2 separate regions of the Mus musculus genome follow, and region 1 is linked to region 2. Evidence: chromatin loops called from intact Hi-C (ENCODE). Cell type or tissue: left cerebral cortex. All regions are shown on one strand. Each heading gives the region's core, and the rest is flanking DNA. Links, peaks and the distances in the headings are about the cores only. Region 1 holds the start of Gm11267 (a long non-coding RNA gene). Region 2 overlaps Gm11266 (predicted gene 11266).

Evidence for each region. Hi-C counts contacts between places; a loop is a spot of excess contacts. Peaks named below come from ENCODE experiments on the same cell type or tissue, not always from the same donor. Only the 100,000 strongest peaks of a DNase experiment are listed, where the experiment ranks them.
Region 1: it touches region 2 in a loop (12-fold over the local background); 3 of 42 quality-filtered maps call a loop at or near these places.

Annotation. Positions count from the first base shown.
Region 1 is chr4:82,582,453-82,598,527 of GRCm38, forward strand. Gm11267 (a long non-coding RNA gene) reads right to left here and starts at 5,812. Exons shown (of 2, transcript XR_003955228.1): 1 at 4,805-5,812; 2 at 1-4,709. In left cerebral cortex, for the core only: a CTCF peak has its summit at 7,262 (motif pointing left); a DNase peak (open chromatin) is centred at 7,248.
Region 2 is chr4:82,528,991-82,545,065 of GRCm38, forward strand. The region is part of intron 1 of Gm11266 (predicted gene 11266); the gene reads left to right. Among named protein-coding and RNA genes, the nearest start is that of Gm11266, 29 kb to the left of the region's middle. In left cerebral cortex, for the core only: no CTCF peak of the experiment used is centred there; DNase peaks (open chromatin) are centred at 7,107, 7,973, 8,528 and 9,546; H3K4me3 peaks cover 2,204 bases; H3K27ac peaks cover 2,500 bases.

The DNA.
Region 1 (16,075 bases), core at 5,887-8,386, 52 kb after region 2:
ATATCATGCTGCCACACAGAGTATGAGATATCTGGTATTGCTAAGCTAATTTAATCATGAGATGTGGAGATTACTCGGAAGCATATTGAGAACGATGTGCTGATTTATACTACGTTGAGCGTTGATTCTTGTCAGCATCGTGTGGTCTTGGGAACCCTGTCGTGTTACCCTTGCTCAATGAGTGTACTCTTCCGAGTGGTTCCCCCAGTATTCTGCACTCGAGTGAGAACTCTGAGTAATGAATGAGGTAATGCTTCTGGGTTATTTAACTTTCTTATACTTCTGTGCAGAGCTGGGAAATGCTCCTCTGGTAACTTTCTTCCAATGTTACTTAGTAACAAAGTTACTTCCAAAGTCCTGTCTTTGTCTCCAACAAATGTAATACAGTCATTTAATAGAAAACGTGCTGTACACACCTCCAGCACACTCCTGGAGCATCTCTAAGATGCTCCAGCCCAGATGTGGTTTACAGGGATGCATTTCACCATCTGGGGTCTGCTTTATAATGTTTCCACATCTGCTTTCTACTTACACATCTATCCCCTCAGCTTTGTTCATCAAGCCTTTTTGACCCTGCTCCCAAAGTAGGTTCTTAGCATCACCCTCCCCAGACCACTGGAGACACTGCCCTATCTTGAAAATATCTGCAAGAATTCTGTGTTATTTCTCCAGGGTTTTCAATTCTCCCCGTTACAAAAGCCAAATCCCACTGATAACCTTCTTCACATTTAGTACACACAGAACACATCTAGTGGCCTAGTTCCTATTTGGTGAAGTGGTACTAATTTGGAAGCCACCCACAAATGTTACTGAAGCATTGAAACAAACTTATCTACCAGGAGGACTCTTCTTTGCTTAGAGAAATTCAGGATGGGTGTTACCATGTTGTCTGCAGAAGAAATTCCTAAGAACTGATAACAAAATAAATGAATAAACATGTTCAGTGAGTGCCTTTTCACCTCCCCATTAGCTTTTACCTAATTATAATTCTCCTTCATTTATCAGAGTTACTTATCATTCTTTTTGCTTCTTATTAGTAACAACTAGAGTATTTTTGCCAAATTAAATGCAGAAATAGTTAAACTCAATATATTCTGCTTCTCAAAAGCCAAGGAAAAATTTTAAGTTAAGCTGATGATTGCTAAATTATACAGGTAGCTAAAATAAGGCTTTTGCTATCCATCCATGCATCCATCCATCCATGCATCCATCCATCCATGCATCCATCCATCCATGCATGCATCCATCTGTGCATCCATCCATGCATCCAGCTGTCTATCTATCTATCTATCTATCTATCTATCTATCTATCTATCTATCTATCTATCCTACTTAAATAGACATTACTGATGGCTACTGCTTTCCAGGTATTATGCTAGGTAGTAAAGATACAACAATGAAAGAGCTCTCCACTCTAGAGAGAGGAAACATAGGTTAGAACAAATGCAGCATATGAGAAGTGCCCCCATAAAAGATGTGGGACCCTGTAATTGAGGAAAGATGTGTAGAAGGCAATAATTATTAACTCAAAACCAAATAGACACATATTATTTCCATGATTTCCTCAAATGGATTCTCTAGCCTTCAGAAATCTTGGAAGGATAAGAATGGAACCTCACCTCTGACTTCTATCACTGACCCTAAGCAAGGCTCCAAGCTGCCTTGAGTATCTCCCACTTCCGCATAATAACATCATTTCTTGAAAATGACTTTCCTAGAATTTACAGGGAATTTAATACCACATGTCTCCTTGGAGGTTTTGCTCACTAAGAGTATAATTATATCATCAATGGCCTATTTGAAGACGAAGAAAATTATGTTTTGTTTCCACCGTCTGTCCTATTCAGTCACTATAAGAATTGGCTATTTTAGGTAAATCTCTTCTATCTCTTATTTAGGTAAATCATTTTTATGGAATGATCAAGTCAATCTCCTTCTTAATCCACACAAAATAAGTGGAAATGTAAGCACATCTGGATGGAAGGTTGCATGGCCTCTTTTTAGCGCCTGACGGAAGGTTTGCTAACCTACTGTCTTACCTTGTTACCTTGTCACCTTGTCACCTTGTCTTACCTTGTCACCTAGTTTTCCTAACGATGCTCCCTCATCCTTCCTTTTGATTTTTTTTGCCACCCAACAGCACCCCAGAATGCTTCATTTGGTGACATCACAAATAGCCACGGGTTGCTTCTGGTGTCCCATCTGTTCCTGCAGCCCTTGCTTCAGTACAGGCAAGATATGAAGCTCCCGTGCAGTTGAGGCTGGGCTGGGGGAGGGGATTGGGCCTTTGAGGCTGTTTTCTATCAGGGCCCTGCAGCTGTCAATGTTGGCTGCAGAAGCCAGTGACTGTCCTTGCAGCTCCCTGATGCCGGCCGTGCACTGTGCTTGGGGATATTAATTGGACTTTCATTATGTGAGTGTACCCAGAGGCTTTGGCAGTCAATTCTTATATCTATATTGATTCATAAAAAAATGCCAATAAATAACAGCTCTCTCAAAGCATCTTCTAATGTTTCTGGTAATTAATTGGTTTATGTTTACCCCTAGATTTTTCTTTCTTTCATTTTCTTTTTCTTCTTTTCTTTTTTTTTTTTCCTTTCTTTTTACACATTGCAGCATAATAGATCACAGAATCTCTGGGACAATGGACAGGCACATTGGCTAAATCACCTTATTACAGTTCCATATAGTTGAAAAGAGGCTTAATGCTAAATTATCAGATTCCAGCTATTGTGGAGACCAGGAATGAATAATGCTCCAAAATGACCGCCACGGAGCCTCTGTTCCACTCATTGTCCCAGGAACCATTGGGCACGCCTTCCATTGAGTTCTCCATAGAGCCGCGGTCCCTGAAATGAACAGTGGGGCCCAAATTCAGGCCTAGATACATCTCTTTGCCTTTTGGTGTATTATAAGTTAAAATGTATTTTCAGCCCCAGACTTTAAAAAAAAATCTTATATTACATTTGTGTGTAACTATGGGCAAAATTATGCTATTAGTTTTGGAACACCCAAGTTAGGCATCCCAAACTACCTTAGCACCCATAATTACTATATAGTGTGTCACATAAAGTAGGGATGAAAGTAAAAATGGCATGTCCATTTAACTCGCCAAAATTCAAAGGAAGAAAGGATGTTCATTAAAAGTTAATAGTGACACAGCTGTGCAGAACTCTCCCAGAAAATGTCATTGTCACAGGAGTCTGACTGTGACCCGGTGTCATTCTCCGCTGCGGAATCTGAGGGGCCTCTGGTATGGTGAGCTGTTGGCGGACAGAGAAAGAAGAGCAATGACCCATGGAGGCAGGGGACGAGAAGATTTTGGAAGACACTTGTTCTGGCTGCTGTACGTAACAAGAAGCGGATGTAATTTTAATTCCAGTTAGGTGGGGTATGATGTCCTGATGAAGCCTTGCCACTCGTGCATACAAAGATAGGGAGACCTGAATTCTGTACAGCAAACTATTTGCAGTCACCCCTCTCCTACTTTATATCGAAGTCTCGTTCTCTTTCTTTTTAAATAAAAAGGCCCACTGATTTGAGATCAAAGCAGGAATATAAAATAAACTAATAATATAAAAAAATAAAATAAAATAATAATAATATAAATAATAATAATAATAATAATAATAGCAACATAACATAAACTAATAGTATCAAAGTCTCTGTTACCAAAATGTCACCTTAACAGCACTGCCGTCACGGTTGGCAACTGTGACTGTTCCTGCTATATTATATTTGTTTTTTCTAAATAAATCTTTGGCTAAATCAAGCAACAATGGTGGCACAAGCAGATGTGCCACACTAACTGTCTCCCACTGGCAGACAACTCACCTTGAACTGCTTTGTGGAAATATTAAGCAGTGGCTGAGAGTAAGAAGGATTAATGAGGGCCAACTTTGGAGAAAACAGTTCAGAGCTCTTGCTTCCAAAAATGTGAGGATAGCCAATATGTTGCATTTCTTTAGGAGTTCAAAAATAGGCAAATAAGTAAAATTAGACTTCAAAAAAGAATCCCTAAATTTGAGAAATTCTTCACAAGCCTTTTCCCGAGAAACGAACAAGAGGAGTCCAGGACCAATTAAAAAAAAAAAAAAAACAAATTTGTATTCAAGATCATACCAAGTCATAATTATTGATACTTTTTTTAAAATAAGATTCTTCTTCAAGTTAATAGAGAAGTAACCAGACAGTTAGTGACAGCCTCCAAAACCTTTACCCGGGGAGTTGATCTGACCTAGGAGATGCACAAACATACTTCTATTAATTAAGGTATGCTAATAAGATAGAAAAATGATTTCATGCAGAGGGCTGCAAGAAAAGGCAGGCCCTGACTATTAGAACAAACAAGACAGAACAGGAGAGGGGCCGAGAAGGAAGTGTCAGTGCCATCCCTTCATCTCCTTCTCTTCTGTGCCCTGGATGGCTCAGGAGCAGCCAAGACTTTCTAGTAATGACTTCCACTAATTTAATACATGTTGGGCACAAGGCGCTCACCTAATACAAAAATTTCTCATTCCATTAGGAGTTGCGTGACCAAAAACATCGAGGACCAATGGCTACTACTTATTTTTGATAAGGGATACTGAGTGTGGTAAAAATAGAGAGAGCTAATAAAAGAAAAAGTGTCCACTTATCTGAATTTTGCAAATTATTCTCCACTTTCTAGTTTAAATGATCTCTTGACTAATGGTGCAGAAACTTGGTACCTGAAATAGAGGAATACACTTTCAGAATAGCTAGTCTATGTTTTCTCCCAGAAACATTTGCAGTTTACTCCCTGGCTTGCCTCTTCTTTACTTACCACTTCCAGGCAATCCCTACGCTGCTCTGCAAAGTCTCCCTGAGCAGTCGCTCTGGCCTGGACAAACTCGCACGAGCAATAACAGAAAACCTTCTCTAGGGAGGCCCTGGTTTCTAAAGTCCAGGCCAGACATTTGTCTAAAAAGCTGGAGGCCTATTCAATACAAAAATCAGATGAGCTCTGTCAAAAATTAGTTGCTCCCAGAAAACCTAAGCATAGAATTGACATTCTTTCTGGAATCCCAGGGTTACAGTTCAGGATTACACACTAGACAACCCAAAAGTCCACAGACACGCATTCTTTTCTTGTCTCAAATAGATCTATAAGACTCGTGTGGGCTCCGGGTTAGGTAGCTTCAAACCGCTCTAGGTCGTGCTCTCCAGTAACTCCCTCAGCAAATTCAGCTGTGTAGCCATGACAGGCAGAGGGTCGGACAGCTTGCGAAAGACCTGTGGGGTTTCACAGTGCAAGGCCCGTGTTAGAGACAAAATAGAGCATGAACAAAGGGTTCCGGTGCAGCGGAGGAGTTTCCTCCACTAACAGAACAGTCATGAATCTTCTCCATGGCCACCGGCTCACCAGGGACGCTCCCCAGGTCTTCAGAGAAGGGTTTAGTCACCTTTACCTTCAGTATCTGAGGTGGTGGCCTCTAACCCATACCCCGGAAGTATGGATAGAGAAGGGCGGTAAGCGCAAAGTGATGGGGGATTTGTAGGCATGAATTCTCACAGAGAGAAAGGCATGTGCAATTTTAAAAATATTGACTGCATGACAAAATGGTTTTGGGAAATATATTATTGGAATTAATTTCACTTTTTGGAGTGTGGATGATAGAACTTTAGCATGGGCACCTGGTTATTAAGGCTCACATTATATGATTTCACTGAAAAGCAGCCATCTAGAATGCTGGAGAGTGAACCAGGAAATGATTTTACAGGCCAGGATAATAAATCTTTACAAAGCACATTTGCTTTGCTTTTAATTTTGCAATCGACACTAACAGAGAAATCCTAAATGTAATTTAAGAAGATATTCCATATATATATATATATATATATATATATATATTTGTGTGTGTGTGTGTGTGTTTATGGAGAGAGAGAGAAAGAGAGAGAGAATGAACTGTTTTTGTCAGCTGTCAACACATTTGGTCTCTTTACTAATAAAAAAGGCAAAGAATTTTGAAGTAATTAAAATAACAACTTGAAATACAAATTTTCAAATAACTTTGATATTTAATATTAAAAGAATTATAAACAATGATTTATTTCCTCACTGTGCCTTCAAAAGTGTATTAAAATCAGTTCACTTAGATTAGATTTTTATGTAACTCACAAGTTACATTCAAGTGAAGTAAAAGCAACATTATATGTTTGCTTACCAGAGGGATTGCCCTGAAAAGGCACCGAGTGTTACAATCTTTAGTGGGATTTTTAAAATTACCTCTATATTACAGGTTGTATTGCTATTCTTAATAAATCAAGAAATTCTTGTTGGTTAAGCTAATCAACTCGGTAAATAAACATTTACCCTGTAACGTAAGTGACATAATATTGCCTGGTGTTCTTTTGTGTCTGGCCTCTTTGCAGTGTTTCAGTTCTCTTGTCTTGTGTATGGAATCTAAGACAGTTGACTTCGGCACACACAGCAGCTAATCAGTCCTTACAAACAATGCCTTGTCCAGAGAGCAGCACACACACACAGACACACACACAGACACACAGACACACAGACACACACACTCACACACACACACACACACATCTTCCTTCACAAACTCATCTCCAAGTTCAAAGTTGCAATCGAAAGTGTGCCGTGACAGTAAGCAGCATCTTGGAGATAGAATATACTGTAAAATTGTGTTATGTATGTTGTTTCCTTAAAGTAGTTCCATTTGTACTGCTGACTAACGACTTAATTCGTCCACATAACATGCAAGATGTTTTTGTTCAGGATAAGATACATGCTCAACAAATGTACAGAAAAAAAATGTACAGAAAAAATATATGCATTTTTGCTGGTGGGCTTGTAAACCTTAGTCTGTTCACACTGATATTTTTAAAATGAAACTGAGGTTACAAGCTATGTGTGTTCTTCAGATTGATTGATTATTTATTCATTTTAGTCATTTATTTTGACCTGGGTTTGGATTTTTGAGGCAGCAGGTCTGTTCAAAGTGTCCTATGCACACTCAGTAACAAGCAGCTCACAACTGTAACTTGGGTTAAGCTACCAGCTACGAATAAAAGTCACTAGGAGACACACCAAGGCAAACCTAAAGCAAACAGCCTGCTTATCACATAATGACTACCGAATAAGGCAAATATTAGCAAAGCAAAGCAAGCCAGGGGCCCTCCACCTCAGGAAGAAGAAATAAGACAGAGACAGCAAACCAGCTGGAGCGGTACTGATTCAAACCTGAGGAAAAGTGGGTCAGGACTGACATCTGCTGGTCTGGTTAATGAGATGTTGCCCATTGAAACCAGATCCTGGGAGAGCAAATCACTGATGCTCTCTCTGTGACTGGAGTTAGGAGGAGGCACAGGCTTGGCAGAAGCCTCTCTAGGAAGCCATCTGCAAAGAGGCCAACCTTCAACCGAAGCCTCACTTCCTTTCTCTCCAATGTTTTGCCCTGGTAACCAGGAATGCTTTCCTAAGCTCCTCTAAGCAAGGAGAGAATGTTGTGCGGGTGGATTCCACTGAGAGGACCAATCTTCCAAAAGCAAGTGGTCAACTGGGTGCTAAGACATTTGAACAGGAATTCCAAGGTTTTATCAGAAGAGTCACTGGATCAAATTAATTCAAAAGGGTAATTTCTAGTCAAAATTCTGTTGTTATCAACTTGGAGGACATTCAGTTGTAGGATATAATAAATTAATTAGCTTTGATTTCTACCCATCTCTCTTCCACCAGCACCATTTTGCAACAGGGTCTTGTCTTGCTGCACAGACCCTGGATTTGTGACATTGTATCCTCGTGAGGCCTTGTTTCCATTCTCTGGCTTTTTTTTTTTTTGAGAAGGTGGGGCCAGGCTGGCTGTTCTCGAATGCACAGAGACGTGCCTGCCTTTGCCTCCCTGAGTCCTGGTATTAAAGACATGTGCCTCCGCATCTAGCCTCGATTCTCTGGCATCCTACTCTTCTGCCTTTACCAAGACCGGTGTCCTAACTGACTTGGTAGCTACAAGATTCTTGGGATGGTTATCTATCTTTCTCAAGCCACCTTCTCATTTCCTAGGACAGTTTTCACTCTATAAGTAGACACTTAATAAATATCTTCTGGCTCACTTTGATAATTCTGTATTTTTTTTGTTACTTTATTTATTTACATGTCAAATGTTGTCCTCCTTCCCGGTCTCCCCTCTGCAAACCCCCCACCACATCCCCCCTCCTCCCCTTTGCCTCTTAAGAGGGTGCTCCTCCACTCACCCTCCCACCCACTCCCGCCTCATCCCTCTAGCATCACCCTACGCTGGGGCATCAAGCCTCCACAGGACTAAGACCCTCCCTTTCCTTGATGCCAGATAAGGCAATCCTCTGCTATATATGGAGCTGCAGCCACAGACTTCAGTATACCCAGCCATGTATACTTTTTGGTTGGTGGTTTAGTCCCTGGGAGCTCTGGGGTGGGGGTCTGGTTAGTTGATATTGTTGTTCTTCCTATGGGGTCAAGATGCCCTTGGTAGTTCTGTATTCTATATCCCCTTGGTTGTTCTTAGGAATGGGACTTCCCCACGGCAGATCTGAACAGAACCCAGAAATACTGGTTTGCATTGACAAGAAATAATTTGAGCATTCCAGAAGTGTTCAGTATCATATCATTTTAATTATCTAGGGAAGATGACATTTTAAGGTTTGTAATGAGAGTATTAGGTCATGGATCATAGAAATTCTTTTCCAGAAAAATCTTTCGTAGTCTTTACCCATTGATAAGAGTGAACAGGTGGACCAGAGAACTTTTCTCCCACCCTCTGGCTACAATGAATTCCAAAGTGCTGTCAAAACTGTCTATTGAGGCTGGCGGGATGGCTCAGTGAGCAAGGACAGTGGCTGCAGCTGCACAGGCATGGCAGCCTGGGGCTCAGACACTAGTCCCTACATACAAAGACAGGTGTGGCTGTCTGCACCTGGAACCCAGTGCGGTCAGGGGCAGAGAAGGAAGGCTCATTGGTACTTACTGTCTACCAGCCTAGTTCCAGGTTCAATGAAAGACCCTATATCAAGCAAGTATGACAGTGAATAACAGAGATGACAGTTGATGGCTTTGGCTTCTCACATAGAAGGTCTCTCTCTCTCTCTCTCTCTCTCTCTCTCACACACACACACACACACACACACACACACACACACTGCAGATCATTGCTGTTTCTCTCAAGTATGTGTATGTACATATGCATGTGCCATTGGACATAGCCTTAAATTTTCATTTGTAAGATACAGAGAAGAAATAAAACTTGAAAGCTTAGAGGCAGAGGAAGAGAAGCATAAAACCATACATACCCTCTCCTTAAGGACATTTACAACCAGGATGAAGCTGGATCCACTTGCTACCTCAGGCCCCAGTTAGAGAGGCAGAGGTCAAATAGTCAGATGAGTAAACCACAAGGAGACAATCATTAGTTTCTGTCAAAAAAGCTCACAAGTGCCACATCTCCCTTCACCGAGCTCCTGTCCTGAATTCCCAGTTCACGCACAATCCAAAGAGAGTGAGAAGGGCCCCTTTCTCCCCCTCTAGTTCTGAGGATATAATAGAGGGTTTTTTTTTAATTTGCTAGCTTACAAATCTAAAATATTCTAAACCTCAGAATTATTTTTAGGTCCAAAAAAATTAAAACCATAAAGTAAAATACAGTGCTAATATTAGTGGGTAGCATTGTTGCAATATTTTTAACAAAATTTTATCACCTTTTAAAAAAAAGCTTATTAAGTTGAAGAGGGAACTAAAAAAACACCACTCGGACCCTTTACAAAGCATTTTTCTCTTTACATACCATAGCAACCTAATAAAGACATGGTAACTTGGCAGATGGCATGGCACATTAGTCTTGGAACAAAACATTAGATGCCAAAAACGTGCTAGAAAATCCCTTCCTTCCTTCCTTCCTTCCTTCCTTCCTTCCTTCCTTCCTTCCTTTATTTTTCCCTTCCTTTTCCCCTTCCATTTTGTGTTATTCTTTATGTCATCCATAAGAAAAGGTTATCAACTTACAGTTTTTCAGTGCCTAAACAAAAGACATTGCTAAGGCCAGAAAGACTCTGGAGCCCAGTCTGGACAGGAGCATTGTAAGTAACAGCTTCTGTCTTACTTAGCACTGTTTAGGAGGTGTATATCGACTGACCATTTCTACATTGAGCAGAATTATTCCCTTTGTCTTTTTCTTATACACGTGTCTGAGGTCCTCTTTTTAATGGAGGTGTGGAATCACCCAGATGTACATTCTGGGGATCCCAGCATCTGTGGCCATGATATAATGCAGACAGGGTGCCCCTCTTCTCGGGCAGGGGAGATAAGCTCTGTTAAAAATACAGCCTTGTTTCTTTAAGAACTAGGCGATGGTTTCCAGCCAGCCTCTTCAGGCAGTGAACGTTACCCCTGCCAGGTGGCAGTGCTCCCAGTGATGGAAGATGTAGGGCACTGTGTGTGTGTGTGTGTGTGTGTGTGTGTGTGTGTGAGAGAGAGAGAGAGAGAGAGAGAGAGAGAGAGAGAGAGAAGGCCTAACATCCCTACTTTGTAAATTGTAGGCTCATTTAGAATTCAAAGAATTAACCTAAATCTAAGTTGGACCAGAAAGAGAAATCCCCTTCTCTCTCCCCTTCCTCCTCCCTCTTTTCCTCCTCCATAGCTCTGCCCTCTTCTCTTCCCTCTCCTCCCCTTTCCCATCCCACCCTCCTTCTAAAGATTGCCTTGGACACATACTCTTTAACCTCATCTACATAAGAACAAAATTGTAGGCAGCTTTCTGCATATCACACTTTTTCTTATTAGTATGAAACCAATAAAAGGACCTGTCCTCCAGAGAGGAAAGGATTCAACATTTTGCCTTGTAATAGCTGGCTGTCTTTTAAAACTGTCATGTAATTTCAGTGTCACCTAAAGTGTCTTATTACAAAGGCAAATCTCTCTGTCAAATAGATGTCACTATTCAGTCTCAGAAGGAAATTTCTACCAAGCAATGAGATAACCACAGGTTTCCATGAGGCTTATTCCAGCCTGTGAGCCTAAGAGAAAAGGAACACCTAAGGACGAACATTGTAAATAGATGGACCAAGATCATGAATCCCTTTAGATAAAAACCATTTGTAATTATCACAGGAAAATTTAGAATGTATTTTATCAACGATGAAGATTCAGAAAATTTAAGAAATGAGACTCAACATTTCTCAATCATTTTTCTTTTCCTCTTGGACCCAGCTATACTTTTATTCTTGGACACTGATTCTTCTGTCTTCTACTGAAAGCTATTTAGTAGGTCATAGGTCAAAGGAACATATTCTACTTCCAAGTTTAAGCCTTGGAAACCTCTCAGCAGCCAGCGTATAATCTCTTCCCCTCCATCTATGAGCTGACTGGTACTGCAGTATAAGCTAGAAGTCACATGGTGAGGATGGCATGGCTTTCATCAGCCTAGTTCCTCGATGGCTGCAGGGAGCTGAGCCTCTTCACTAATCAGATTTCAGGGACTAAGAAATAAGCCTGTGGTATTATGCTGTTGAGATTTCAGAGTTTATCTTCGTAGCAGCTAAAGTTGCCCCAACTCTAGCTGGAATATTGCCATATCACAAACTCAAAATGTATATAGCATGGTTCAGCGACAAGGGCAGGAACAGCGGTGGAATGGACTTTGGAGGCTGGGAAGATGAAGATAAGTTAGGCAGTGGCATAATCCTTTGATGATGTTGCCCCTTGATACACTTAAGAAGATAGACCAGGTGCATGCTGGTTCCTTAGCTCTAGGGGAAAGGGTTAGAAACCAGAACGCTGGTGGCAATTCACAAAAGGGCAGATGAACTGAGGCAAGAGCTGGCTTCTTTTCAAGCAAAAATAAAACTGAACACCAGAAACGAGAGGTGTTGAAAAGCTGGGAGATTTGACTGCTTCTAAAACCCAGATAGTAAGGAATATGATTGAATGAGACTCAGCTTTGCATATAAGATCATATCAGGAGTGAAGCTCCTCTCAGTCTAAGCTAGATGGCCCCCAAGGCAATGAGGAAATGGAGCAGGGGTGAGGACGGAAAGAAAACATGACTCATACTGGAGAGTTTTAACCAGGAAGAAGCAGACTGCAAGCAAATCGATTAGAAGTCTATCAGGCTTGTGGCAGAATTGTACAGCCAGGGAATCTATAAGCGTGGTCACCACAGCAATAAGCTTTAGCCCAAGATTATCAGTAAGAGGTGGGCTTTGAAGACCACACATTCTCCAGGGAAGGCCTTTGGTTCCCCTCTTCAAGTTAGAAGTGGCTAAAATGGTAAGGTCCAGAAACCTTCTACGTGGTGGCCCTGGCTGCCATGTAGAACAATAGACAAAAGAGTTTCTTCCACAAGGCGGGGCCTCCTCATTCCAACAAAAAGGGTTTCTCAGATCAGTGAGGCATAACATCTTTAAAAGCCAGTGCCTGTCCTCTCTGTTTGCCACTGAATATATGTCTCTGTCTGAGGAATTACTAAGGTAAGCCAGCGTCTTCATCTACCCGTTAGCCCTGTGTGCTTACAGAATGTTGAGGCTAGAGGAGGTCCTGATAATCATGTGAGAACACCTTGCCCGTGCCAGCTGACTTCCTCAAGGTGTTCGTGAAGCACGACCTCACATCTTTTCCCTCTAACACCAAATGATCTTGCATGAGAAACATTCTTTTAAGCCTCTAAAATTTCTTGGTTGATATATCTGGGTAGAAGATGGACCTACGGACTCTCAAGTATCCTCTTAATGTATTTATTTTCTGTTTTACTAGAATTAAATTTTCTGGATTGCAACAAAAACTTTTGCCTCATGTTTTAGTTGTAAAATTTAATTTTTTTCCTCCTAGTATAATATCTGACATGTAACTGTATCACACTTTTTTATAAACAGATAACAGTAGGACAACAGTTTCAACCTCCATCTGAGTCAACAATAGAATCCAGATGAGATTGTTGCCTCCTGTTAACTGATTACTCAGAATATTATACAACTGATGTGTGATGAGAGACGTGTGAACTCAGAACTTAATGAGCAACAGAAACACTGGGAAGAAAACACATGTGTATGTGCTTAGTCTCCCTCCCCAAGAACAACACTAATCACAATCAATATAGACATGTAAACAGAAAAAAGAGTTTAGTGTCTTTTAAGATGGGAGTAACAGATGACTGTATAGAAAACTTCATACCCAGGGATGACATTAGGATGTCAAACATTCCATAAAGCCCGTGATGTAAGTATATCTGCACAAGAAAACATTAACTTGTAGAACATGGACCTGTAGAAGCTTTACTTTGGGGATGCTCTTGTAGACCACATAGTTTTAGTGTTGCTCAAGGAAGAGGCGACCATATTAACCCTTGAATCATTTTAAAGATTCAGTTGGCCAAAAAGAGGGGTGGAATTTTCCATAGATCCAAAATAGTAAGCCACTGTATCAAAGTCTCATGAGTTTGGAATGAAAAGATCGTTTGGAGTCGATATCAAGCTCTAAAGACCTTCAGAATCGGAATCCAGTTATCTTCCTTCTCTTTCTAAACTGTAGCGGTTTCAGCCAGTTTTACCTTTTCGGCGTTAAGCATAACTGATTTTTTTCCCCTCTGCTTAAATTTCCATTCACTATTCATAGACTATAAGTTCCTTCTCCATAGTTCAGTGTGGGCAGCTACATGCCTAGCTATCACATCCAAGTTTCAAGGACCATAATAGATAAGGTAGATAAAAGAAGGAACAAAGTTCCCAAACTCTAATTGGAAGATTGGCTCCTTGATGCTGTTCCATAGTTACTTACATTCACTTTTCTTGGTCATAATTTATTAATTTTATTAATAGGAAATTTAGAAACCTCATTTTTAAAAGAAGCCTTTAATTTGGATGGTCACATGTTCAACATAAAACAAGTAGGTATTTTATTAGTAGAGAGAGTAGAATAAAATTCTCAAGAGCCCTGGAGAGAAGAACAGAGGTAGACTCTAGGAGGGGATCAGCAGTCCTCAGTGTGTCTGTCTGCAACAAACACACAGCATGCACGAGTTCACAGACACCAAGGCAAGCTGCTTGAACACTACTTACTGTCTGTCCCACAACACTTGCCGGTGTGGTTCAAGTTCAAGGAAGATGTGTGCGGAAACACAGCACATGCTGCTGCATTTGACAGCTTTAGGCTTTAGGCTGCTGAAACCGTGGGGTCACTACAGCCAACAGAGGCAAATAACCTGAAAACTCAAACAACTATCAAGCGAGTTTTGAATATTCATTATCTTGCTTTTTAGGATAGTTTTGTTATCATCTACAATTTCAACAACGGCTATGTCTCACAGCTAGTTGGCCAGTTTCCTGGTTGATATGGCAATCCATTCTTAGAAGTTACAGCAATCCAGTTTCAGCCCAGAGCTAGGTACTCCCTGCCTGGAGACAGAAACAACTGAGCCCAGGAGTTCTGTAAGCAGCCAGGGCTTACTTGCACACTGGGGGTTGCAGTGACACCAGAATCTGCCCCATCTACTTTAACTCCAGCCCAGACTGAAACTTCAGCAACACAGGGCTCTTTCTTCCTAGGGATCAATTCTACGGTTAGAGACAGGAAACACCACAAGCTATGGTTTAAATGTTGCTTACTAGCTTTCCTGCTTCCGATAATCTGATCAAGAAAATCCCCCACTCTTGGAGAGCCCAGCAGCTGGTATTTTAGTTGATTCCGGATCCAATCAAGTTGACAACCAAGATTAGCTATCACAGGGCCTCTACAGTCTGCTATGCTATAGAATTCTTGGTAAAATTCAAATAAAGCTCTTTGGGATGGGTTAGCCAGAGTTTAGCATATTCTCATATCAGGTTCCCCGACTAAGAAAATGGTTGCCTTTCAGACTGATTGAGGCTAACAAAGGGACATTTGGCCACCTTAGGCATCCAGAAAAAGAAAGAGATTGTGGTGGGAGAGACCCCACTCCTTGTTAGAAGGTTGGCGAGCTGACAGGAATTTGCATGAACCATAGAAAGGAGTTAGTTCTCTTCCTCATTGCAATCTTGGCTTCTACTGGGGGAGGATGGAGGTCTGACAAATCTTCCTAGTCTGACTGGTGACAAACTTTCGTGATGGTCCCTGATAAGCCCTCTTCCTAGCTTTTACATTCTTCTGTGTAGATGCCTTGTTCAATGGTTGCATTATGACCAATAGAATATGGCAAAAGTGATAACAAGAGAATAATAAGGTTAGGTCACAGAGACACCTTGACATCTGCCTGGCTTGCTCTTAAATTGCATGCTAGGAGAAAGAAAGAGTGGTTACCTTCTTGTGATCAGCTCAAAGGAGGGGACCATGTGATATAGAACTAAGGTCAGAAGTCTCGTGAGTGACCTCACTGGGGGATTTTCTTCTGTATCTTAGTGAAGCCTGTGGATGACTGTAGTCCCAAGTGACATCTTGACAACAAGCTCATGATTGACTGTGAGCCAAAGCTATCCAGTAAGCCCCTGACCCCTAGACACTGCATGAGATAATCAGAATTTGTTGTTTTAAACTGCCACGTCTGGAGCAATTTGTTATGCAGCAATAAATAACTTATACACAGTCTTAGGTTGTCTTTCTGTATGTTCCCATATAACTCATTCATGATTGCAAGTACTTATTCACTGGGCTGGCCCCTCCATGGAAATACTTATATTTTGGAGAAAGAAATTAAGTTGGTGATTTCATCCTCAGTGCCAAGAGTAGTGCTTACTACACAGAAAGGACTCAGTCAATGTCACTGGAAAAATGAATAAGATGAGGTGGAATAATAGCCACGGTGTCAAGCGGGCTGATGGGACCTGCCAGCTGAGGAGCAAGCTTGTGAAGCTGAAATTGAGTTATACTCTCCAAGGTCCAGAGGTTCAAAACAAAGTTTCCTTCTTCTGCTATGACTTTCCTTTCTGCTCCCCTCCACGTCTCTCCAAGTTGGCTGCAAGTGGAAGGAACAGTTGCTTCAATTCCCCCAGTTATGAGAAGCTCAGACCATGGCAACGCTTGCTCCCTGAGAACATTGCTGAGATGGGGGGTGGGAAATTAGAGTAGACAGACACAGGGACAAAGAAGCAGTACAGATAAGGA
Region 2 (16,075 bases), core at 7,107-9,606:
TAGAAATGGTTGTTTCTTCTAGCGTTTCCCAGTGTCCCCTGTCATTTTCCCCTATAAACATTTCACTCTGCTTTTTCCAGAATAAACATCATTATAATTGCTTCTTGTTCTCATCTCTGATATCCCCATGGCTCTTGCCACTCTCACTGGTAGATGCAACACCTCTGAATTTACTACCATCTGCAAATATCATTAGCTATTGTTTATTCCCTCTCCCACACTATTAATGAAGATGTTAATTAAGACCAGAACGAACACTGACCCCAGCAGCAATCCACTAGACACTTATCCAACTGGATAAACTTCTGTTAGTCATTACCCACTGCTCATAGACATTACCACCCCTCCATTCTCTTCATCTGCTCATTTGCAAGGGACTGGGAAAGAGAATTAAGGGAGCCCAGAATTATTTAAAAATCATCACTCTGATACTTAGGGTCTGGGAAAGGGATTCAGTAGAGCAGCCGAAGAGTAGATGTCAGTACCGTGCATGAAGAAGTGAGCCAGCCTCCAAAAATATTTGGTAATTGCCTAGCTAAGCGTCTGGGTTTCCAAGAATTTAGCAAATTGAGCTAAGGCTGGAGCACAGCAGGACAGATTACAGAGTCCTCACAGCAGATATTTCTTTTTACACTGGAAAAAAAAATCTGAGACCCAAAATGTCAAGTGATTTGTCCAAGGTCACAACTCAAGTTAGGTATGGCACCTGAATTGGAACTCTAGGTTCAGTTTACAGACCCATACCCAACATACTTCACAGAGGTTGTGTTCTTACATTTGCAGGTTAGCATTCGCTTCTAAAGTCTCACACGTGAACAGTGCAGAATCTATCAGCTGAATTTTTCTGTCTCCAGAGAACCATGTCCTGTGGTAGGAATGAACTCATCACGTACTTCATAAAGGAGAAAGCATTGTGAACTCTAATATACTTGTTTCCCGGCCTATAAATCAGTACATCTAACCAACCCTCAAAAAGTTTAGAGGAATATATATACATATATATACATATATATATATGTATATATATATACATATATATATATATATACATACATATCCACATTCCTAGAAATTCTGATTTAATTACATTGAAGGGAAGCCCAGACAGTGCTTTTATTTTGTTTGTAAGATTTATTTATTACTTTTATATGTATTAGTATTTTGCCCGCATGTATGTATGTGTGCTGTGTGTGAGCAGTGTTCTTGGAGACCAGAAGAGGGTGTCATATTCCCTGGGACCAGAGTTACAGATAGTGGCAAGCTTACTGATTGCCTGGGGAGGGTCTTAACCCACTGAACTCATTGAATTAACAAATGCCTTTCTGCCACCGTACAGCATGAAACCATGTAGTAGATAAAGAACATAAGTCAACAAGAAAATAAGAAAACAGAATCTCAGATTTCTTCTTAAATAGGAGCCCAAAAGAATACAATGGCGGGTTTGGGGGGACTTCAGAGGCTCTTAGCACCCAATGTCACACTCTATGGTCTTTCCCATCTCAGGCAAAGAGCTCTAAAGGACTAAGTGACTACCAGCACTCCCATCTGTCAGAACTGGGGAACTAAAAAGCCTATGCTTGATTGATTGCACAGGTTTTTGACACCTCGGGGATGCTTGGTGCATGGCAGCTGAAGTCTGCATGTGGAAGTCTTTCCAGGAAGAATAGACAAGTGTACTTGTAGTTTACAGAAAGGTGGTACACGCATGTCAGAATGCCCAAATGGGGAAAAACACAAGCAAGTTCTCCCAGCTACACCCTAAGTCTTTGAGAATCTGAGGACAGAGAAGCAAGAGCATGCGGTTGAGAGCTTTGGGAAAGGAGCTGAGGGATCCTCCACTCTGCCGGCATCTCTGTCATCCTCTCCCTCTCCATGGCTGCTGAGGTTGTGATCAGACAGGAAACCCACACAGGAAGCCAGGAAGTGTGGACATGGAGGGTCAGCAGAGCACACAATAAGACCATGGAGAAAGGAAGTTGGAGGTGGGGAGGTTTTCAGTGTGATTCTTCCTCCAGCCTGGAAGTCAGAGGCTCCCCTGGAGCTCCCAGGCCTAAGGAGGACTCCCTGCCTCAGTCAGCCAGAAGGCCTCTGCCCGTGAGTGCTTCCAGATGCACTGATGTGTGGAGCCCAGAACAGCTCCAGAGTCATTGCTGGCTAGGAAGTGACTTCCCGGGAGGGGGAGGAATCAGTCATTTTGACACAAGGTCAAAATACCAAGAAAACAGTATTCCCAATTGGGACTGTTCTGGGCCCAGCGCAAGAGTTCATTAGAACATACTATCCTCTCTCTCTCTCTCTCTCTCCTCTCCTTAGGCTTTCTGGCCAAAGGACTCTGTTGAGCATGCTTCCAAGAGCAGATCTCTGGAGATGGTGGAAGCATGCGCAGAGGGCTGGATAAGGATCTCCCTCTTAACTTTAGAAAGGAAAGACCCCGGAGAGGAGAGAATCCAGTCTAATGATTCTAGGGAAGAACACATGACCTCAAGATGGCACTTGGGCACAGACAGAGTAGACTGCTGGATGGCCCACAGGGTTCAGTCACTGAGTCAGACGGCAGTGAGGTTTCCCTTAGGACATGAAAATCAGACTTGCTCATGAGGCCTAAGCATATGCCAGGCTTGTGTGTGGTGTATTCATGTATGAAAAAACTCTCGTCTTTATAAAATCAACATGGGGGAGGCACATCAGCCTTCCTACACTTGCCTGATCAAGAAGCTGCCAGTCACACCCCTCCCTTCTCTTCTGACTCCCCCCCCCAAAAAAAAAAACCCCGCCACCAAATAAATACACATACATTTACATAAGTATATCTGTACACAGGTGTATATGTTTCTAAACAATCGTTTCAGTGCCTGGGTTTTGTGCAGGCTCTGTCAGAGCGCTGTTACTGAGCTTAGGCTAATCCAGCCCTACTTTCTGATACCATCAGCATTTCTTCATACTGCCCCCATCGCCAAGCAACCAAACAGCAAGAATATGTTTTGCTGCTTCTGGTTTTAACACTCAGCGATTTCTCCCCCTTTAGGAGGGTCCCATCTATGTCCTTGTCTGTCTGTTACTAAAATTAAGAGAAGAAAAGGAGTGGCTGGGGCCAGGGGAAACAAGTTTCCCTGGTTCTGTGCCCTGACCTCACAGTGCACGTGTGGTATGGGGTAGAGCGAGCACTTTCCTGGCCATGTTCTTCCTGACTGTGCAAGCCCTGCCTTACACATCTTCCAACAGTCAAGTGCCCCACCCCCCACGCCCCACACATCTATACTCTCTCTGCTTAAGACCACATCTTCATTCTCTAGACGATTATGTTCCTTCTCTAGTCCTTGGGAAAGCATTCTTTTTACAGTCTCTGTTCTAAACAACTCTCAAGAAGGAACTGAAGCCTAAGCTGCCATTGCCGGGGTACCCCTTACCTCCCATGCCCATGAGGGGTTGAGGGTGGCAGGCCTGTGACTAAATCAATAGCAACCCTTCCTGTGGGTGTGGGTGCCTGGTCTCACCCCTACTGCCGTTTGAAGAAGGGATGCAGGCCTGGGCCAGGCCTTCCTGAGCAGACACAGATGCCTCAGGAGGCATTCTGGCACAAAAGGGGTTATTTGAAAGAAAGCCTGAAAGGGGCCGAGGCTGTTGGCTGGGAGCTGGTTCCACGACACGGCCTCTGCTGCCGACTGTACTTGCCTCTGTCCGCTCTTTCCTTTTTCCATGTCTCCCTCTCCAAAGCTTTCTATTCACCCTACAAAGAAAAGCAATCCCCAGGCAAAGTTGTTTACAGTATTTTATGAAAGTTTGAAGGGGAGGGGGGAAGAAAAAGAAAAGGACTGGATTTGGGGGCAAAGGGGAGGGGGCCTGCTGCAGAGGAGAAGGGGGGGGGGGGTGAGAGAAAGAGAAGGCAGGCATGCATGAGAGTCCCAAGCGGTGCCAAGCTCCGAAGAAAGGGCTGCTGGGGCGGGGAGGGAGCATGCCAGAGCCTTACAGAAAAGGAGCAAAGAGCCGAACAGGAGGGGAAGGCTGAAATTGAAGTGCAAATGGACCTTGGTCCTCCTGGCAGAGACTGCTGCAAAGACAACACAAAAGGGATGCCTGGGCAAGGCACGGGGTCTGGGGAGTGAGGGGGACACTTAAGACAGAGCTGCTGAGATGGTCTAGGAAACAGACAGATAAATACATGCCAGAGGTGTTAGTGTGTGTGTGTGTGTGTGTGTGTGTGTGTGTGTGTGTGTGTGTGTGAGAGAGAGAGAGAGAGAGAGAGAGAGAGAGAGAGAGAGAGAGTCTGAGACAGTGAAATACAGTGAAAGAAAAATGAGACACACACACAGCCAGACCCCAAGAGAGACACAGAGTCACACAGAGAAAGAGAGAAAGGGATTTGGGAGGGGGTGGTAGGGTGGGAGTGGGGTGAGAGAGAAGGTCTCTAGCCAAATGGGGAGACTTGGCAGGTGGACAGGAGCAGCCGGCCAGGCCTTAGCTGTGCTTGCTTGCTGCGTCTAGTCTATTGTCGTCTCAGAGGGGGGAGGGGATTGTTTGTTTGTTTTGTTGTTTGGCCTCTTTGTCTCTTTTGTTCCAAGCAGTTAGTTTGCTTCTTTCCCAGACACTGGGCTGATGGAAAACCTTTATGGATTTTTCTTAAAGGGACAGGATCAGCAAGCACACCCATTTCTCATTCCCACACAGTTCCTACCCAAATAGTTCTAGTTTTCTGTTTTCCTTCCTCCCTCCCTCCCTCCCTTCCTCCCTTCCTTCCTTCCTTCCTTCCTTCCTTCCTTCCTTCTTTCCTTCCTTCCTTGCCTCCTCCTCCTCCTCCTCCTCCTCCTCCTCCTCCTCCTCCTTCTTCTTCTTCTTCTTCTTCTTTTTTGATCCTATTTTTAATGGAGAGTCAGTGTTTGTGCTATTTTATGCCGGATTAACAAGAATAAGTTGGTCAATTTCTTGGTACCCACTAAGCCTCCCCCCTCCATGGTTGCTAGGACATGAGGGGATGAAGGGGGAGACAAAAACAGGAGCACCCTATACACAAGCATAAACTGAAAACCACAACCATCTCTTGCTCCCTTTCCCTCTTAATCCAGGCCTGAGGGTTAGAGGTACACATGGAAGGACCTCACTGAGCAGAGTATGGGCTTTGAAGGGAGAGGTTGCTGGGCACCCTCTCAGCCCAGCTTCCTCTTTCCAAGCCCCCAGATGTTAAGCAGACCACCTCTAGGGGTTCTGAAAGTCTGCCTTGAGTCTCTCTCTGGCCTGGCAGCTCTAACCATCAACACACAGGCCAGAGGTGACTGACTCATTGAAAAGCAAAGAAACCAAACTCAATGGAGGGCTACCTTTAATAGAGAAATAGACACCCCTCATGTCTGACTCCCCACTGGAAAGAACTGTAGACCCCTGCCCTGTCTGACAATAATTCAAACAGGTTTGAGTATAGAGGAGATAGGGTCTGCAAAAGATGACCAAGTCTCCGCCCCCTGTGCTCTCAGTCTTCCTCTCTGGTTCTCCCTTGAGGGATCCAGTCAGCTTTTAGAAAATTTTTTAATCAATCTTTCTTTCCTTTACCTGCCTTAACATCTTCCTAGAAGTGCTGGCTTCTGCCTGTGGATTTGGAGGCAGAGGTTTGCCCTACAAGGGCTAGGTGTTCCTTCCTCCCATCTTAGGAGAGTTGGGGACTTAAGAGACAAGGTCTATGGACCCTTCAAACTTGAGGATAGCCCAGGTACCTCAATTTTTCTCTTCTTAATGCCCTCCCTTGGAAAGGCTTATTGCAAAGCTAGAGCAGAAGTTACCTGTTTTGTTTTGAGGGTCCAGAAAACCACTCCACCATGTAACCTACAATGGAGCTTTCTCTAAAAGGGTTTTGGCTGCAATGTTGACCAACAGTCCTGGCTTGGCCTTAGTGTTGGAACTCTCACCTGCTAAAGGAGTGGGTGTGAGGTAAGTTCCTGGCAGTCTGCATTTGAATCAGGCTTGTGCAAAGTTTGCAGTTCAGAGCCCAGCTGGAAGCCCGTAGCTAAAGGCATGCAAGTTAGAAAGAGAGCCTGCAAAATGGGGTGGGAATAATAGCCACTGGTTCTCTGCGAGTCCATATAGTTTCAAATTCACTATCACATAGTTGACAGGCAGCCATCTAACCCTGAACAAAAATAGAAAACTAATTCTGCTACCCCAGACACTAATCCACCCAGCAACACATTTGTCCCCAGGATGTGATTCTGTCCAGACATCTTCTGTGACTGAGGATAGGAGTCTGTCTGCCATGTGGGAGAATCAAGGCTAAGTGGGTGCCATGACCAAGTTCTATTTCCCTTCCAATAATGTCCTGGTGTTTAGGAAAGCCAGCCCAGGGTCCTTGGACCCAAGAGTAGGAAGCCATGCAGACTTGGGTAGATTTCATTCCATTCCCCACAGGCATCCCAGAAGCCCACAAGAGATCTAGTTTCTCTGGTACTTTCCCCTGGGCTTCTTGGCTTGGAAGTTTACTACCTCAGGGTAGTAAATTTGGACCCCTCAAATATTAAACTTCACCAGTCCTAGACAAAATAACACATTAAGTCACCAATCAAGTGAGTTGAGGTCTTATCTGTTCAAAGTCACTTATTTAGGTTCAGATAGCTGGGTTGGGCAACCCCAAGGGAGTGAACTTGTTCACCTCCAGTTCTCCTGTGTGCCAAGTGCTCGAGACAGTGATAGAACATGGTGTGTTGTCTACCTCCTAAATACTCATGTCTGCCTTGTGCATAGCTCCGAGCTCTGTGTGTGTGTGTGTGTGTGTAAAAAAGTGGGGTACCCCAGGAAGATGAAGCTAGGCCAGGGAGCTAGTCAGGGATTTCCCAGGTCTCCATGGAGGGACAACATGCCCTGCTCCAAGAGTCTATCTTCCAAGCTCCTGACTGGAAAACTGGGAAGCTGTACTCCAGGCTCAGCAGGGTGGAACCTTAAACAAAATTAAAGCAAGGCAAAATAAATTTGAAACCCAACCTACAAGTCCAAGGGTCCCTGCTATAAGCGAGATGGGGGTGGAGAGGGCAGAATGCAAGGGCCTCACAGAGGGGCCAGCGAAGAAAAGAACTTCCTAGACAGCCAGAACCAGTCTGTGCCTTTCAGAGACTCCTGCTCTTCTGCCGGCAAGGTTTGGACTGGGGAAAGGTGAAGGTGGCTGGTGGGTGAGAGGAGAATAGGAGAAGGGGGTAAGGGTGGCTACTTTACTCTCCCTGTCAGAGCTAGCTGAGGCCAACTTTAAGGGGTCAAGGTACCAGAAAACTGCAAGTTTAGATAGCTTGTCCAGTGACAGAGGCTTTGAATTTGCCACAGTCTCTAGATAGGATGTGAAGCTGGGAAGAAGGGAGAGAGAGATTTTTTGGAACACTGGAAACAGGGCCAGACCTTGATACCCTTAAAAATCAAAGAGCCCAAGGTCACATCTGCCCACAGCTCTTGACGTAGGGGCTGGTGACAGTGGGGAGCCTGAACTGGTTCCTAAAGAGAGAGGTAGGGTAAGACCAGGATTCCTGGCTGAGATGGCAAAAGGTACCACTAAGCAAGGGCTCAGAGAAGGAGCAGGGGAAAGCCTGTCTCCCAAGACAGTTTTAGATCGTCCCTCCCGAGGGGCCCAGTCCCCGGTCTCCTCCACCCTTCGAGGGTGGCACACGCGGGAATCTTTGGGCCATTGCTAGCGGTTTCCTGACTTTGCGTCGGGTCATTGCGCACCACGTGCATCAATGGCCCCAGGGGAAGAATTTCGGCTAGCACTCCCTGGAGAAGAGGACTATGCTGGCCCCAGATTGTACAAGCGGGCCACCAACTTCTCCCTGAGCTTCCATAAGGAGTCATGAATCGCAGTGCACGCGAGGCTCGCGGGTTCCATGCTCGCCCTGGCACATCGCTCTCCCTCACTGTTCAGCGCACCAACAGAACCGGGACTGCAATTCTGTTCCAAGCCAGCGCAGCTCACCCTCCTTGTCCAAGGCTAGGGCATTTTGAGGAAGGATCTTCCCAAAGGAACCCATCTCTCTAAAGCGGGAGTAGGGTTCTTTAGTAACTCTCTGGGGGTGGGAGGTAAATCAAATTGCCTGTGGGCTTGCAGCTGGAAGCCAGCTATTTAGGCTCGCTGAGCCTCGTTCCTAACGGATCAGCTCTTTCGATGTTTGGGGATAAGTTGAAGACTGAAGAGAAAACATGATTATCTTAAGTAACTCGCACATCGCCGTTTTCGTCCCCGACTAAAAGTCTGTGTCTTGGGCCAGTTTCGCGATGCCCACGCAAGGCCCAGACTTTAATATTTAAACCAGGCCAGGTGAAACTACCTGTTGGGGTACACTGCAGTCTATAAATCTGATCCTCCTCTCCTTACACAGTTTTGGGGAGAGCTGGAACTGTTCTGGGGGTGTTCAGAGAAGGGACTTCAGCCGAAGGGCGAGCGGCAGTAGTAACAGAGTCTGGCGATGCCCGGGAACTGCACTAGCTCCTCGGCCTCGGTCTGCAGAAGCTAAAGACAGCCCCATGCAGCCGAATCTCGGCGCGATTCTCTATGATTCACTATGAAGCAGTGTGGAAGATTCTTGAGACCAGAGCGCGAGGGGACTCTCAAAAACAAAGAGCCGGGGGCAACTTGCTATGCTCCCGCCCCCCACGGTACACTCCAACCCTTAACGTTTCTCCCTATGCGGAAATTCACTCAACTTCTCCGAGGAGCAGGCGACGGATGCTCTCCTGCCACAGCCTGGGGGCTACCGGCAGCTTCTAGGCCACTTTGCTGGAAGAAAGTCATTGCCTCAAGGAGCAGACACACATTCTTAATCCAGCAGCCGCCGAAGAGCAGTTCACTTACCAGGACCTGATGAGCCCGTGGGGAGGATTTTTAGAAGCTGGGGACAGGCAGGCTCATGTGTCCTAGAACCTGTGGGAAAGACCATTGGGACTGAAGTTTCACTTGGAAAGTGCTGGGCGCAGCCCGGCTCTGGCGCACATTTTCCAGGCTTCCAGGCAGCCAAACTGCGGGAAGCTGCTGGAGGCACCTGGGGCTCAGGCTTTTCCATTGAGAGTTTCTGATGCGGGTTGCTAGTTGTTTATTTTTGTTTTTGTTTGTATGTGTGTGGCTTTTTTTTTTTTTTGGCAGCGAACCCCACTGAGCTTGGGGAGCACCAATATTTGGAATTGCCGTACCAAGGGTCTCATCAGAGGATCAGAGGAGATAAGCAACTTGGGGAACGCGGCGCATTTAGTTTTCTAAGGCCATGCGTTTTTTTATCCCCCACGGTCACTATTTATTTGGCTGCAAACGAAATGGGAATAGATATTAGGAAACTGGGGGGAAGAAAGCGGATAAGCCTTAAATTGTTGAGAGCGCTCCTTTTTACAGTGAAGACTATAGGACTACGTGGAATGGAGAGAAATTATTAGTGAGACTTCATCGCACAGGAATGGTGGAGGAGATTGAGCCACGGAACTAGAAGATGTCTCCGATCTGTTTTGCGCACCGCAGGTTCCCCACCCGCAGTTAATCATCCTGGCAATATTCGCTTGATCTGCCCGCAAGTAGCTTGTCTCCCCGTCCTTCCTGACACTTCCCTTCTCTGTTTACATCTTTCCATGCTGGGTCACCAGCCAGAGTTTTGGGCTTCCCGGACCTCTCGGGTGCCTTGGCAAAAACTCTTACAAACTTTTCGAGCGCACACTTGCGGGTGGGCTCTCTCCAAGCGGGTCTCTGGACTGCCAAGAGACCCTCTTCAGCCGAGAAGCCTGGAATAATTTTCAGCGCTCCGCTCCGAAGCCCCTGCTTTATTTCAGTTCAATGGGGGTGGGGAGGGGGCTCACAGACACAAGGATAATAAACAATGCTGCTTACTGAAGATACAAAGTGGGTACAGAAAAGAACCATGTAGAAAACCAAGAACGGAGACGTTTTTTTAACAAGTGGGTCAGACTCGGGGATGCCTTTGAAAAAGACTTGTAACGTAAAACCATTGGCGGTTCTCTAAAAGTACAGAATTACATGGAACAGGCGTTGTCAGAATGTGCTGGTTGGAGCGGTATTTATTTATTGGCTTTTGCCTCTGGAGACCAGCAGGAGCTGTTTATACCTGCCTACTCCTTGGTGCAAATCTTCTCCCTATCTCAAGGTCTCATTAAAAGGGTCTTCCAGGTGTCGGTATACTGTGCTACCGTTATTCTAGATGCCCTAAGAGCTGCAAGTAATGCTGGTAGTAGGGACTTTAGAGGAAGATGCAATTCTAACAGGCATTGCCCACATAATTCAAAGACAGGGAACTCTCTCTCCTTCCTTCCTTCCTTCCTTCCTTCCTTCCTTTCTTCCTTCCTTCCTTCCTTCCTTCACACACACACACACACACACACACACACACACACACACACACACACAGAGAGAGAGAGAGAGAGAGAGAGAGAGAGAGAGAGAGAGAGAGAGAGAGAGATTGAGATTGTGTTTTTGGTGCTGACTGTGACTGGGGATTAAGGGTTCCTTTTGGGTGTGGGTGAAACTGATTTCTACTCTGCCCAATGGCCTTGGGAAAGGGCTTCCCATCTGCTATAAACACCCCTCCTTACAATGTCAGAAAATCTGCCCACAAATATTGGCACCAAGCTGCCGTGACAGGCGGTGCTGCTTTAAATAGGAGGAAGGCAAACGACCCGGGCAGGCAAAAAGAAAGTCACAACCTTCCCAATGATCAGGCTACCTGCCTTCAGCCCCCTAAAGTCCAAAGGCAGAGACCTAGAAATTCTTCTTTCTAGAGGAGAGCAGAGTGTCTCAGCTGGATCCCAGACCTCTGTTCGATTTTAGAAACCATGTGTAGTACACATGCAGATGGGTCCCTGAAGACCAGTTGTTAAAGGGAAGCAAGGTAAGAGTCTGGTTTATCCTTAGCCACCTATCCCCCGTGTGCTTGTTCAGATAAAGGGGTCCAGTGGAAGAAATTTGAGAGGCGTTTAGCTCATCTCTTATGAGCAGTAGGTTCCTTTTGTTTTGTTTAAAGCCAGAGGGGAGCGTTTGATTAGGGAAGGTCTGCTGGGTTCAGTCCTGGATCCTAAGACAGGATTCACCCTAGGGAATTGAGGTGCTAGCTGTCACTTTTCCCTGGATGACCCAACCTTCAGTTATGCCCCTTCTGTTCCACTGAGGGCATTCTTCATCTCTGGAGATGGTTTGTGTGGATAGCTGCACCCATGAAACATCCGAAGGCCTTTCCCACCTCCCCTCAAAGATGATGACTTGTTTAAGGTCCAAGGCTCAGAAGTCATCAGCTCCCTAACATTCTGTACTTGTCCTGGAGACTGCTCCTTTGTCTCTGATTGGCCCCTCTCGGCACAGCCTGCAGGGCAGTTTCTCCTAGGAAGCATTCTATCTGCTAAGCCCAAGCTTGAGAGGCAATCCTCCTGCAAAGTGTGGCTAAATTGTAGACAGCATCTCAGGAAATTTTGGGTGAGGAACAGATCATCTTGGCTTCCGCACAGTTTTCTAAACCCAACTCTGTATTGTCATTTTGAAGAAACTGAGGCACGGGGGGGGGTGGGGGTGGGGGGGAGGGGTAGGGGGCAGATTTGACCCAAGGATGTGGGAGGAGCTGAGAGCAGGGCCTGGAGCAGCCTCAGAACATCTTGAGTTTGGAGTTCATTTGCTCAATTTGAAGGAGGTACAGAAGCTGACAATGAGCTACTGTTTAGTGGGTATCAACTGTGTGCCAGAGCACGTGCCATCTAGACATGTTACATAAGTCATCTTCCTAGCAGCTCTGACGAGTCTCATTAGCCCCAGCAAAATGTAAAAGATATAATAGGAAGACAGGCATAAATCAAATTTCTTCAAGTAATATAAAAACATAAACTGAAAGTGAAAGCCTTCAGCTTCACTCTTCCTCCCAAAATACCACCTATAGTTTTCATCTCAGTGGCCGAGTATATACCTGACAAATGCTATCATCTTTCTATGAGTCGAAGAGAAATGCTCTCAAGTAAACACAACATGGCTGCCTGTCTCCAGGCTCAGCCCTTCCCATTGCTCTCTGTGAACTAATAAGATGTATGTGAAATTTGTGAGTGAAACATTGTGATCAAAAAAGTTACAAGACGAGAGTTGATAGCAGCTTTTTGTTTTCTTTCTTTCTTTTTTTCTTTCTGTCCTGTTCAGGAGCCAAAATTGCTACATGTTTTCAGACACTGAGACCATATTAATTATCTGTAATAATTGTATACGTCCTAGGCCTTGTAATTGTATAAACTGTTCCTCTCCAAGCTTCATGACCAAGACCCTAAGGCTGCCTCCATCCTGTGGTAGCCAGGGCTGGGGAATGCCCATTAAGCTATGGCTTTCCTTGACTATCTCTTAGAGTTGTTGGGAGACTTCAATGAGAGATAAGAAAAGGGGCTGTGCAAATTTAAATCCTCTTTCTATAAATGTAATTGCTTTTTTTCTAAGATGTCTTTAGGATCCTCTATGCAGATGGAACAATGGAAAATTGTGTTTTTGTTTTTGTTTTAGGGGGAGCTGTCTCTCTCTTAGAACTGGCTATTCAGACCAGACTGGGCTCAGACTCACAGAGATCTGCTTGTCTCTGCCTCCTGAGTGCTGAGGTTAAAGGTTGAGCTGCCACATACAGCAAATTTGGGGACTTTGCAGAAGGCTGTGCTTTTGGTGGTTGGTGGTTACAGGAGATGCTCATTTATCTGTGGGAACAGGAGTGCAGGGTATCTCATATGGGAAGACGTTAGCATGTGTGGAGTAGATTTCTTCCTGCTGAAGTTGGTTAGGGCACAGAGAGATATAGGTACACTGTATTGAGTGGGTGACCGAGAGTAGCAGAGGTGTGTCCCCCACCCCCCAGATGCTTAGGCCTGTCCCTTTGGTAAGTATTTACTACCAAAAGCTAGTCACAGACTGTTGGGGACACATGCCTGTAAGAGGGTAACAGTTTCCCAGGAACAATTCTTTCATTTATTACGTTTCTTTTGTGAGTAGAAAGAATGAATATGTGCCTTTTCTCACGTGATGCTCATTTTGTCCTGATTTAAAAATTTTTTTTGCTTTGCATCTTTCTTTTGGATCATGATGAGAAGTGACAATAGGCCACTGGTAGGGTCTCCTAGGCTTAGCAGAGACACAGCCATGGGAAGGCCGCTAGTCCTTCCTGCTAAAGCCTGCAGCATGCACACAAGACTGTTTGGAGAATCTGGTGGCCTCTAGGAAGGAAGGAGATGAGATGAAGAAGCCTGGGGATTCAGCTGGTTCCAAGAAATGTGTAAGTAGAGGAAAATCGAGTTTCTTAAGACCAGCAAGGCTTCAGAGCCTGTCTCAAGGCTCTGAAGGACACCAGGACAAAGGATACTGCGCCCTCTGGTGTTAGATTCATATCGGATTCCAGAGAGCTGTGTGGAGACCAGCAGCCAGGAGCTTCCTAAACCAACCACAGAAAAGTTTCTTTTGTTTGCTAAGCACCTTGGAGTGGAATTTGACCTTCCTTTCTCAATTCTGCAGTCCAAGTAGAGACTGCTCTAGAGAGAGCTGTGTGCTGCATGCGGGCTACTGTATTTTATTTGGTTTTCTTTGCATAAAATTTAGGCTAGCAGGACAAAGCTTGTTTAAAAGCAAACCCTTTTGGTTGGTCTGCAAACAATAATTCTGCCTTGTGGGTGATGATCTGGTTTGAGGGGAACCATTTAAAATTTCAGAACCCCTTATTCCTTCTCTTAAAAGTAAAGAGTTTTGAATAAGATGTTCAAGGGCTCCCTTAAGCTCCAGGGTTGAATAACTGGTACACTGAGCCATCTTTTCTCGGAGCCCTGCAAATGGAATTTGTTAATTTCTTTGCAGGTGCAGGCACATTTTAGCATCCAAAGTTTCCTGATTCTGAGCAAAGATTTTCTAAAAGCGCAAAAAATATATCTCTTTTCAGCTCAGAAGCCCCTCACCCTCCAGTCTCAAGTGAAAACCCAGCTAGGAAGCTGGAGAGTGAGCGAGCACCACTCAGTCTCTGCTATTTCTTTTAAAAATAAAGTACTAAGTGTTGTGCTGGAAATTCTGCTCAGTGTCGCATGTGGTAGGTGTGAATACATGCTTTAATTGTTCTAGGCACTAGACCAAAAACTTCTCCAGAATTAGCAGGGTTTTCAGCTATAATCTGGCTAACATTTTTCTGCAAATAGGTATGAAGACCAGACTGAGTTGCCATCAACAATTACAGCTATTCCTCATCTAGTCAGGTGATCAGCCCCGGGGAAGAATTATGGCGCCACTGAGAGTTTTCCACTCCTCAAACCTGTATGTCTTGTCTCTGACGTGAGCAGTCGGTTATGCCTCCAGGCGGCCCCTTCCTTCTGCACTGCCTTTCAACTGTTATCTCTGTGCAATGGGCACAGTTTATTATTATTATCATCACTACTAGGGATCTCATGATTGCCCCGTAAAGAATACTTGAGCAGCAGCCTTAGTTCTGTAGCTATGAAGAGAAAGGGTGCAGTTGTTGTCCCGTATGAGATGGGGTCTGGAGGAGCCGGTCTCCCTCTGAGAGAGGTAAGCCAGGAAAAAGAATGTTACACAAAGCATGCAGATGAGATGCTTTGTGTAACTGACTCCTGCCTCACAAAGGGAAGACTCTGGGTGAGAAGGCTTTACCAGGTGGCTAATGGCAGTGACTTGGAGTACTGTGTCCCCCATTAAAGGAAACAACTGTGTTATGGGCTAAAATGCGTGCTTCCAAAATTCACCTTACCGTTCTAATCCCTTGTACCTCAGAGTGTGGTTGTATTTGGAGATAGGTTCATTTTTTTAAAAACTCCGTTCATTGATTACTTGTTTATTTGTTGTGTGTATGCACTTATGGAGGCCAGAGGACAACTTGTAGGAGTTGGCCTTCCACTTTTTGGGTTCCAGGGATCAAATTTAGACGATGATCAGTTTTGATGATCAGTTTTGGCAACAAGCACCTGCTGAGCCATGTCATCAGGCCCACGTGACAGGTTCTTTAGAGACATAATTGTGTCTCAGTGAGGTAAGCCTTAATCTAGGGTAACTGGCCTGGAACAGATGAAAGGTTGACAGAAATGTGTATAGAGCGAGACCATATAAAGATACAAGGACAAGGAACCAGATGCAAGGATCAGAGGCCCGATATAAACCAAGGAAAGATCCTCAACCCTGCTGATAACCTTGGTCTCAGATGTGAGACTCCAACTGTGAGGTGATTGCCTTTGTTTAAACTGCTAGATTTTGTGGCATTTGATTGTGGCAGTTCCATCAAACTAAAGCAAGTTGGTATGTGGCAGGAGCCAATTATGTGCATCCATTTGGAGATACAGATCCCATGTCAACAGATTTTCCAGTGTGAGAGTCTTTTATTTTTAAATTTTGGCACGAGAGCTGGCTTTATGGGTGTGCAACATAAGCAGTCACACAAGATCCATGACTTAGAAGCGGTCCATGTTTGTCTTGATGTGCTGCTCTCTCCAGCTTCAAATTCTTAATTTCCAACAGGGATCTTGTCTTTTCATATGTGACTAGGCCTCTGGACATCATGGAACTAGTCTAGTGACAAATGATATGAAATGCAAGTGATGTGTATATTAAGATTATGGGAGCCCAAATAAAACATGGCTGGGGGCTACAGTGACCTTGGGATATTGCATTGAATTTTTTGTTCTAACTGCATTAAGATTTTCCATCCCTAATAATCACTGGGAAAGAATTTATAGAACCCAGAATTTTGCCAGGGATGGAAGGAAAACCACAGATATGATTCTTTTAGATGAACTAATGTGGCCCAGGCTGTTGTTGTTATTGTTTGGGTTTTGGGTTTTTTGTTTGTTTATTTGTTTGTTTTAGAGTTCAGCTCTAAGAACCTTACAAGTATCATTTTATCGTTTCTTTTTTTTAAAATTGGATTAATTTTTAATCTCTGTGTGTAGGGTATGCATATCCATGTTTGTGTGTAGACACATGTATATGTACAGGCCAGAGGTCAGGCGTCTTCCTCAATCTCTCTTCACCTTATTTTTGAGACAGTGGCTCATACTAAATAGAGAGCTCATGCATGGTCTACAGTGGCTGCCCAGGGGATTCTGGGGATCCTCCCGTCTCTCCCCTTAC